Regions from separate parts of the Homo sapiens genome. Here region 1 is linked to region 2. The links are chromatin loops, found by intact Hi-C in ENCODE. Cell type or tissue: Panc1. All regions are shown on one strand. Each heading gives the region's core, and the rest is flanking DNA. Links, peaks and the distances in the headings are about the cores only. Region 1 has its middle 340 kb from the start of LINC01029. Region 2 overlaps MBP (myelin basic protein).

Region 1 (5,381 bases), core at 107-5,106, 650 kb before region 2:
CGGGAGACACAGGGAACAGAGACAAAAGCCACATCACTGTCCCTGGAACCCACGGCTTGTTGTTCAGTTAAAACAACAACAACAAGACGTGTGTGTGAGTGAAGTTGTTATATGACTGATGTGATGGCCTTCCCGTTCCTATCGATCAGGCATCCTGACTGACACGATACCCAAGCTCGTTGAAAATTATTCCAGAAATCTGAATATATGTTATAGGTATAATGTATTCTTAGCTAATGCATTATTACAAACTAATCTCCTCATTGCTATGTTAGATCATGAAAAATGGCAGGATGTTAAAACATACAGGATTTGAGTCTCTTTATCTTAAATATTCATAAATAAACTATTTTCTATGAAACTGTAAATTGCATCAAAAAGAAATATAAAGCCAATATGTGTATATCTTGTTGGGGGTGGGGGTGAAGAAGTAATCACAGTTTATTTCCACTAAAGTTTTAGGTTACTATACCTAAAGTTGGTTTACCTGAGTTCTATCAAGGAATAAATTTTACTTGTTACAAAAAAAGTTACAAAATGTTACATTTTTAAATAAAATTATAATAATTATTTCAAAACACATAATGATGAAAATCCAAAAATCAATCCTATTTATAAAACTATTGAAGTCTTGATATCTAAGATCTGACAAGACCAACATTAATTACGAGTAGACATGTAACAATTATAAATAAAATATTGAATGAGCCTCATAGGATATTAAAATAATAACATAAAACATCTTAATTTTGGGAATGTAAGACTGATTTAATAGCCTAATAGAATATATCTGTTGATCAAAAATAATATCCGTAAGAGTAGATAATCTAAAGATATTCGATAAAGTTCTGTATTATTTCTAAAATAAGCCTATTGTTTAGAGATAAAGGATTATTCTTTCTGTAATCAAAGATGCTCATTTTAAACAAACGGTAATGTTACATTTATAATAAATTAATATGTTTTACATCAGAAACATTGCAAATACACTTTATAAAATATAGAGGAAAAGATTATTATTGATAATCCCATGGCTGAATTCACTACTGCTTCATTTTCCTTCTTTATTTTACTTTACATTGCTGTAATCATATCATATTTATAAATCTTTACTTTTGTTTCACTTAAAGTATGTCATCAGCATTTCCAAGGGATAAAATAATCCTTACACACGTCAGTGCAATGGTTGCATAAGGTTCTCCTAGTGGTCTACCAGATGTAAGTAAACATTACTACCTCCAATTGACTGATGTGGGATCTCAGAGAGTTCAACTGGCTGGTCAGTGGTCCCCTCTGCATACCACAGCTGCACCAGGACCAGTCCACGAAAAGCTGAGGCACTCCCAGCACAGCCTCACAAGCTTACGGCAACTACTTAAAGACATTCTTGAGGCCTCTCTTAACTTGTGTTACCTAGCTTATCCTTGTGCTATGATTTTATCCTTGTGCTATAATGTTATCCTTGTGCTGTGATATTTTAGGAGTAAATCTGTTTGGACTTGGCATTCTCCATGTATGTTCCTATTACCTTTTCAGAGGATAAAATTTATGAGTTATACCTAGACTGTAGATTACAGAAGTTCTAATATCCATTCAACACCCAGAGGTTACAGACAGGATGATGATGAGCAAGTAGGTTTATTAATTAAATATATATATGTAACATGTCAGATCTCTGAGTATACTACTTATTTGTGTATCTCTTTTATGTATGAAGTGCTTCAGTTGACACATTCTTGTGACCTTCTTGTGGGTGGAGAAATTCCAGTAAGAACCAGGTCTATTTCATGGTGTCTATAAACAGAACTTGAAGCCTCTGCAGCATTAACTTTTTTTTTTTTTTTTTTTTTTCTTTTTTTGCTGGTGTAGACCCACTTGTGGATTTTTCCAGACTACATCAAGGGTTCTCTCTGAAGAATAGCCTCATGTGTTCACCCTTCCTGCGTGTCCTCACCCAAGGGGGCAACACCTGGTCTCAGCAGGCTCAGGATAAGCCTGTCCGTCGGCCTCCCGGCGTCTGCGTCTGCGTCTGCCTCTGCCTGGTCAGGGAGCAGCAGGAGCCGGGTAAGTGAGGCAGGCAGGCCTGGGGGTCTCCTCGGGTGGGCAGCGTGCCGGGCACACCAAGGGGTTTCTCCCTCCTTCCCCACCTAGGTCACCTGGCTTGGCGGGATGATGACTTACACTAACAACTAAAGGCATGAATAATAAGTCGTAGCTAATATTTATTGATTATGGATGATGTCTAGGCTGTTTAGGTTTCTGATCACATTTAATCCCCACAAACCCCTGTAAGACAAGCATTATTATTATCTCTATTTCACAAATGAGAGCAACAAGGCTGGGAGGGGGTTTGAAACTCGTCTTAGCTTTCAATGATGCAACAATGAATTAAACCAGGTGCACCTGGCGCCAAACCCATGCTCGTCACCATGCTCCTCACTACGGTTGCTCCTTGCAACCAATTTCTGTATATATTTTTTAATAATAATAAGAAGAACAAACAAAAAATCAAATGCAAGCCATGGAATTTTCAATGTTTCTTAATAAAAACTAAAGCGAAGGCTTCAAATCCCCCGTAGTCTGTAACTGTGACTAAAATGTGTGGCTGAGCCCCAGGGAGAAAGCGTCCAGCTGCTCGCGGTCCCGGCTTCTTCCCGGGTCTCCTCCCGCCGCGGCAGCGGGCAGTGCTCCCGGGAGGCCAGCAGGGGGCAGTGCTGGCGCGTGTCGGGAGAGGAGCCGAGGGCATGGCCGGCAGCTGGGAGCCTCGGCCCGCGTCCTGCAGGGTCCTGACGCAGGAACCGTGTGCTCTCCACACAAACATTGGGAAGGAAAGTACGGCGGTTAATTTGCAAAAAAAGGTTTCTCTCTTCCTCTGTATAGAGATATTGATATGTACATGTGTCTCTATCTATGTAGACATGAGGATGGATGGATGGATGGACGAATAAATGCATGGATGGACGGATAAATGGATAAATGGGTGATAAATGGATAGATGGATGGATGGATCGGTGGGGGGAATGGATGGGTGGGTGGATGGATGGATGGATGGATGGATGGGTGGGGGGAATGGATGGGTGGGTGGGTAGATGGATGGATGGATTGGTGGGGGGAATGTATGGGTGGGTAGATGGATGGATGGGTAGGTGGGTTCATGGATGGATGGATGGATGGATGGATGGATGGTGGATGAATGGGTGGGTAGATGAATGGATGGGTGGATGGATGAACACATGGGTGGGTGGGTGAATGGATGGGTGGAGGGATGGATGGATGGATGGATGGATGGATGAATAGATGGGTGGAGGGTGGGAGGAAGGGAAAGATGGATAGGTGGGTGGATAGGTAGGTGGGTGAGCGGATGAATGGATTGATAGATGGGTGGGTGGGTGGATGGGTGGGGGGGATGGAGGATGGGTGGGTGGAAGGGTAGGGGGGACGAGTGGGTGGGTGGATAGATGGATAGATGGATGGATGGATGGATGGATGGATGAATAGATGGATGGATGAATGGGTGGGTGGGTGGGTGGATTGTGTCTTTCTATGCATGTCTATAAAGGAAGATATACAGAGACTTAGGTAGGTAGGTAGAGTAGTGAGAGATTGGATCGTGGCTAAATTTAGGGGACTTTTTAAAGACTTATTTTAGACATGGTAATTTAAACATTTTAAGTCAACATAGATTTTAGATTTGTATTGTGCAGTTATTTTTTATTGACTCACCTTTTCCTACCCTCTCAATGAAATATGAATGACAATAGAATAAGGCATGTAAAGTTATAATACTGCTGGAAATCAGCAGTATTGATGCATGATTACCCAGGTACAATGACACAATTCCACTAGTCAAACCTAAGTAACACTGGGTCGGGACGTCAGGCTGAAAGGTGAAGGGGTGACTCCCACTTCCTCTGTATTGACCTAGCCTAGAGATGTTGGCTTTTCTCTGGCAGGAAGGGAAGACCCCAGCACCTCACAGAGCAGGTGCTTCTCCTCAGCTGACTGCCTCTGTCTCCCTCTTTAAGATGGCCCATCACAAGCCTGCAGCAGTCCATTCCAGCTAACAGCAGAGTGGACAAAAGAGTCATACCTGCATTTTGCCGGGTGCCCTGTCTCACGCCTGTAATCCCAGCACTTTGGGAGGCCGAGGTGGGCGGATCACGAGGTCAGGAGATTGAGACCATCCTGGCTAACATGGTGAAACCCCGTCTCTACTAAAAAATACAAAAAATTAGCCGGGCGTGGTGGCAGGCACCTGTAGTCCCAGCTCCTCGGGAGTCTGAGGCAGGAGAATGAATGGCGTGAACCCAGGAGCCGGAGCTTGCAGTGAGCCGAGATCGAGCCACTGCACTCCAGCCTAGGCGACAGAACGAGACTCCGTCTCAAAAAAAGAAGAAAAAAAAAAAAGAGTCATACCTGCGTTTTAGGATGGCCTCGGGGAAAGGCAGGCATCCAGACTACCATGACTGTGGGCCGTGTGCCTCCACAGATCCCCGCCTTAAGCTCGACGAGTTCCAACAACCACCAAACCGATGGTAAGAAGGGAGAACCGGACTCACTCACCCAGCCAGTGGGCAACAGTGGCCAACTTCTCCTCCCTCAAAACTCAGTTAACAGAAAATCAAGTAACAATGCATAAAGAGAGTGGTAGGAGAAATAAAGAAAATCAGAGTAAAGATGAAAACATACATTTCAAAATGGACTCTGTGGAAAACAAAATTCAATTTAATTGGATAAAATGTAATATTGCAAGTACTTCTTAAGGAGCTAGCATGAGCCTGGCAGCATTCAGCACACTGGGCATAAAGAGGCACCAAAACCACAGCCGAGCTCTTGCGGACCTGATATTCTCACAGAGGGAGCCAAAACATCATTAAAAAAGCGAATGTGTCAAATAGTGTCAAATGCTAAGAACAAAAGAAGAACAGAATGTGTGTGGCCCTGAGCTAGAGGAGTGGTCAGCAGGCAAATGGTAAAACATGCTTGGGTTGTGTTTTAATTAACAGGCAGAAACCTGAGCTCTGTGAAGGCCGAGGAAGAATGAGGTGCTGCAGTCGCAGGCATGTGGGGCCCAGCCAGGTGCAGGCAGAGGTGGGGAGGAGCGCTGCCCAGAACCGAGGCTCGGAAACTCACCATGTGCGTTCTGATTGAAGCAACCAGTCCTGTAGAAGGAAAATCAGCAATGAAGGCATGCTTGAGAATCTCCAAATGCAATAAATGCAAGAAGAAAATAAGATAAAAATTATGAGAAATGAAATACCTAAGTAAAAGGCAAAATATTGAAGAAAAAAAGATTTTGATGAATGTCTTTAACTTTTGAGATTTAAAAAATACCTACACTCTAGCCAAGAAAATGAGTTTACTTATAAAGAAATAAAAAT
Region 2 (5,381 bases), core at 232-5,231:
TTCTCCCTTCCCTTTTCCCTTTCTCCTATGACTAGCCAGTGAATTTCCCCATAGGCCGCTGACTTTCAGGTGGGTAACGTGAGCCTCTCATCCTACGTTCACTCCACAAGAGTCTCGCTTGGCATGCAGTCTAAAGTTCAAGCCCTAGACAGCTAGCAGCCTCTGCGAGCAGCTCCCTGAACCTCTGTGCATCTCAATATTCAAATCTGTAAAATGAGTGGTGACGTGGGAGCAGTGCTGAATGATATTTTTGGTTTACGATCACACCTCGTGTTTTAAAACCAAGACGCCTTGCTTTCTCTATTCTGGCTTTGCATTGAATCCTTTTGGGGACACAGGGAAAACATGTACATTCCTAGAACTTGGACCACTTACTTGATTAAGACAATGCCCATAAGGAAATCCCTACTGCATTTAGCCACTGGATGGTAGATGCTGCTCTCTGGGCATATTGAGATACATTAACAAAGAGACATTTTTCTAACGTGTCATTCTGCAATGACATCATGGACCACACGACAAAGGGAAGAACAGGTGCTTGCTAAGGCTCCACAGCCGAGTGCTGATGGGTGCATCTCTGTAGCAAAGGCCCTAATGGGAGGCCCAGGTGGAGAGAGCCAGGTGCATGGGACCCTGCCGTGGTTGCCTCCATGAGAACGCACCATTCCAGGTTTACGAGAGGCCAGAGGTCTCCAGGCGGCAACTCCACATGGAGCCAACTTCCTGTGCTCCATCCCATCAGGTGGGAAAATGGGGCAGATGTTATCAACACTCAGTTATTTGACCCACTTCCCCAAAACTGGCACATAATCAATACAAATGGGGAAACAAAATGTACTGTGTTAATATGTGTGATCTGAAAGGAGGCAGATCATCTCTAATGATAGTTAGAAGATGTTCCAACACGTGGCTGTGTCAGTAAGAACACTATCATGAGGGGAGGGTGTAGATGAGCAGGAACTTTCTTACAGGCTTTTTTTCTTTTCTTTTTTTTGAGATGAAGTCTCACTTTGTCACCCAGGCTGGAGTGCAGTGGCTTGATCTCGGCTCACTGCAACCTCCGCCTCCCAGGTTCAGGTGATTCTCCTGCCTCAGCCTCCCAAGTAGCTGGGATTACAGGTGTCCGCCACCACGCCCAGCTAATTCTCGTATTTTAGTAGAGAGGGGGTTTTGCCACGTTGGCCAGGGAGGTCTCAAACTCCTGATCTCAGGTGATCCACCCGCCTTGGCCTCCCAAAGTTCTGGGATTACAGGTGTGAGCCACCGTGCCTGGCCTCTTACGGGCATTTTCTTAAGTAAGTCATCCAAGTTCTAGGAATGCACACTTCTCCTTGTGTCTCCAAAAGGATTCCATGTGAAATAGGAGTAGAGACCTCCAATACCTCGCCCATCTGTTAAAACTGCAGCGTGGGTACCCTGGCAGGCTCATTAGCTGCCGTGGACTGCTGCGGAGTGGCTGGAGACTGTCAGGCTACGCTGGGCCGATCTTCTGGGTAGGTGTATCTACACCCGTGTATCTAGTGATTTACTCTCCTCTGGAAGAGAAACGCGGGCACACCCCAGCCTGGGATGGCAGGCGAGGAACCCCCAAGCCCCAGCCCTGCATGGTCCCACCTGGAGGCTGAGATGAGCTTCAGGGTCCGGGACAGTGAGCGGGGACCCTATGAGTGGGAACCGGGTGGGCGGGGACCCGGTGGGCGGGGACCAGGTGAGTGGGGACCGGGTGGGCAGGGACCCGGACAGGCTCAGAACCATAAACTCACTAGGTCTTCACGTATTGACCTTATGATCGTTGATTCAGGGAAGCAATTAAATTCCTCTCTCAGACAAAGAACTAAGAGCTTGAACTCTTTTTTTACCAACTCCAGGCACCCGTGAATATTAATCTTTTTTCAAATTAATTGTAAACATTTCTTCTGAGAGGGAGTGACTCCATCAACGTATCTCCTTTAATAAAATCCGAGTGGAAATGATGCTGCCAAGAAATGCCTTGGCCCTGCAGCCGCTGATCTTCAGATGCATCGGGCGGCAACTCATCTGTTACTGCTTCCCAGTTTCAGAACGCCCAGCTCCCCAGGCCTTAAAACAAATTGGAAAGCAGGGGAATAAAAAAACAAAAACAAAAACAAAAAAAACAACAACAACCCTCTTCCTGATTTCTGGAGAGAAACAGGCGGCGGGCAGCAGCCTGGGTGCTGTGCGCAGGAGCTCCGCCTGCTGGTGATGGGTATCATCGCAGGTTGAGGAAAATAATTCTTCAAAAATCATGCAATCAAACAGCCTAATGGAAAAAGGAATTTCTTTTACAAATAAATGGCCACCCGTGGTCTTCCTCCCGTGATTTTAAAAACTTTTCAGCAAGTTATTTTTATTTACCAAGCAAACGTTTGTCATTTTGTTGTTGTTGTTGCTCTATGCATCGTGATGAAAAGCTCTACTGATAGGAAGAGGCCCCAACACTGTTGAGTAAAACAAGAAAACTCAGATGAAGAAAACAGTGTGTCTAGTATGATCACTTTTAACGGCATTTGCATATTTTGTCTGTGTTTTTGCACAAAGCCAGATCTAACAATGTGCTCATCAAAGTGTAAACCAGGGTCATCCTTCGGTGGTAGAATTTTTCCACAAACTTTCTTATTTCATGGGATATCTTCATATGAGCATGTATTATTTTTCTAAACAATAGAAAATATTAGTTTTTAAAAATCAGGTCTTTTTTTAATTCTTCAGCTGTCCCAGGTATTCAGCTCCAAATTAGCCAAAAATTTTGCAGAAATGTCCTGGCCTCATCTCTAGCTGGCAAAACACAGGTTGCAGGATGCCCCCCAGCATCTGAGTCTACATCACAAGGTGCGGCCCTGTGTCCATTTCTTCTTTTATAGTGCAACTGACATCCTAGCTCTTCCTCGCTTTTAATCACCCACAAAGAAAGTGCAGTACTTGAAACAGGTTGGGGATGGCCCAGAAGACACAAATCTCAATGAATAACCAAAAATGTTCACAGTTTTGGCTTTTTTTAAACCTTAGTGAGTACAACTAAAAGTATATCAGGGAATTACTAAATGTGTGTCCTAAAAAGTAAGCAGGCCATGTGTGGTGGCTCACGGTGGCTCACACCTGTAATCCCAGCACTTTGGGAGGCCAAGGTGGGTGGATTGCTTGAGGCCAGGAGTTCAAGACCAGCCTGGGCAACATGGTGAAACTCGTCTCCACTGAACAAAAATTAGCCAGGTATGGTGGTGCATGCCTGTAATCCCAGCTACTTGGGAGGCTGAGGTATGAGAATCGCTTGAACCCAGGAGCGAGGTTGCAGTGAGCCAAGATCACGCTACTGCATTTCAGCCTGGACAACAGAGTGAGACTGTCTCAAAAAAAAAAAAAATACCTAAACTAAACAGCAGGAACCCTTTCTGTCCTAGAGAGCTGAAGTTCAGCTCTCAGTTCACTTTCAGGATGACCTTATACGTCACAAGCGTTCCTGGGGCCGCAGCTCAGAGCTTCTGATGGGGTTGACGGGGGAAGCGGAGGTTGCGAGGCTGGCCCAGGCCCTCAGCGGTCTCCTCCGGGAAGGCTTGAGGGTGCGCCACCCGCTTCAGCGTCCCCCATGGCTGGTCTGTGAAGTGACTTGAGTTCACCTTCACCCCCTAAGTGCCCCACCCAGCTTGCGTCCTCCCCTCACCTCCTCCCGTTGTTTCTTTAAGGCCTAGCATCTTCTCCCAGCTCCTCCCACCTAGGAACAGGTAACCTGTTTATCATAAGGTGTGACAGAATGATAAGTGCCCACTCCCCATAAATTGAAAAACCCCCCAAAACACTGCTCTTAAACCCCCAAAACACTGCTCTTAAACCCCCAAAACACTGCTCTTAAACCCCCCAAAACACTGCTCTTAAAATCCGCTGACACCTTGCATCTATCACATTTCCTGCACCACTGGAAGCCGTGGAGTAGGTGGTGCGTTTCTACAATTGAGCTGAGCCGGGTTTGTGGTGAGCAAGGGGCTGTGGGGTCAACGAGGAAGGAGCCAAGGGGCTGCATGAAAGGACTGCAGACCCAGATCATGGCCCTGCAACCAGCCACCCACAGGAGAGCGGGGCAGACACAGGGCTGTACTTCTCAGCCAAGCCACCCTAACACTGTGTGTACGTCTCATCTCATAAATGTAAATGCACGTCGACCTTCAAAAGAGCAGCAATGTCCCGATGCCGCGTGCTGCTATTCCTTCAAAGAATAAGGGAACCTCGGCAGCTTCACTTCAGGCTGTTGGGGAAAGGAGGGTGGGGCGTTCGGGCATCTCTTCTGCGAGTCACCCGAGGGCATGGGAATGTCATGGCCAAATCAGATCAGCGTGGCTCCGGGGAGCCTGGGTCACTTCAAAGGTGACTGAGAACTAGAGCCAGAAGGTGGAAACAACCCAGAAGTCCCCGGAAGGGTGAATGGATGAGCAGAAAGCAATCCGCGCATACGGTGCCGTGGATGTCGTTCAGCCTAACGGTGGAAGGTGGAAGGGGATTCTGACGGGGGCCGCAGCACGGGGCGCCTGGAGGGCACTGCGGTAAGTGCACCAAGCCGTCCGCAGAGAACAGACGCTGCAGGCTCCATGCACAGGAGGCCCCTCGGGTGGCCCGTTCATAGAGAAGAAGTGACTTGAACGCTGGGGCCAGGGATGGAGAGTGAGTGTTTCATGGGGGCCAGGTTTCAGTTCGGGAAGCTGGAGAGGGTGTGGAGATGGATGGCGGTGATGCTGGTACAACAGTGCGAATGTGATGTGTGCCACTGAATTGCACACTTAAAAATTGTTAGAATGGTAAGTTTTATGTGTGTTTCACCACAATAAAAAAATTACTTTTTAAAAAGTGGCTCAGGCCGGGCGTGGTGGCTCACGCCTGTAATCCCAGCACTTTGGGAGGCCGAGGCGGGCGGATCACGAGGTCAGGAGATCGAGACCATCCTGGCTAACACAGTGAAACCCCGTCTCTACTAAAAATACAAAAAAATCAGCCGGGCGTGGTGGCGGAGCCTCTAGTCCCAGCTACTCGGGAGGTTGAGGCAGGAGAGTGGCGTGAACCCGGGAGGCGGAGCTTGCAGTGAGCCGAGGTCGCGCCACTGCACTCCAGCCTGGGGGACAAAGTGAGACTCCGTCTCAAAAAAAAAAAAAGTGGCTCAGATGCAGCATCCGTCCACGCGGGCCACGCAGTCCCCTGCCCGAGGTCGTCACCAGCCTGACACCGAGGCGTGCTCCTGGGCTTTTCTTCCCGTGCTCAGCACAAAAGCTCTTTAGGAACATAAACCAAAACCCAGGTCTGGAGTCTCCGGAAACAACCAATATAAAAGCTCACCAGAGGCTGATCTCACACGCTTTGCCGCTTTTCCAAGGTGGCTT

What was found. A loop is a pair of places that touch in the nucleus more often than their neighbours do. Peaks named below come from ENCODE experiments on the same cell type or tissue, not always from the same donor. Only the 100,000 strongest peaks of a DNase experiment are listed, where the experiment ranks them.
Region 1: a loop joins it to region 2, with 11 times the contacts of the local background. A loop is called at or near these places in 24 of 110 quality-filtered maps.

The regions. Positions count from the first base shown.
Region 1 is chr18:77,648,303-77,653,683 of GRCh38, reverse strand. No RefSeq gene overlaps it. Among named protein-coding and RNA genes, the nearest start is that of LINC01029, 340 kb to the left of the region's middle. RefSeq lists silencers at 2,614-2,673, 2,734-2,783. In Panc1, for the core only: a CTCF peak has its summit at 2,697 (motif pointing right); a DNase peak (open chromatin) is centred at 2,663; H3K27me3 peaks cover 431 bases.
Region 2 is chr18:76,997,463-77,002,843 of GRCh38, reverse strand. The region is part of intron 4 of MBP (myelin basic protein); the gene reads left to right. Among named protein-coding and RNA genes, the nearest start is that of MBP-AS1, 20 kb to the right of the region's middle. RefSeq lists enhancers at 4,035-4,535, 4,536-5,036. In Panc1, for the core only: no CTCF peak of the experiment used is centred there; a DNase peak (open chromatin) is centred at 2,233.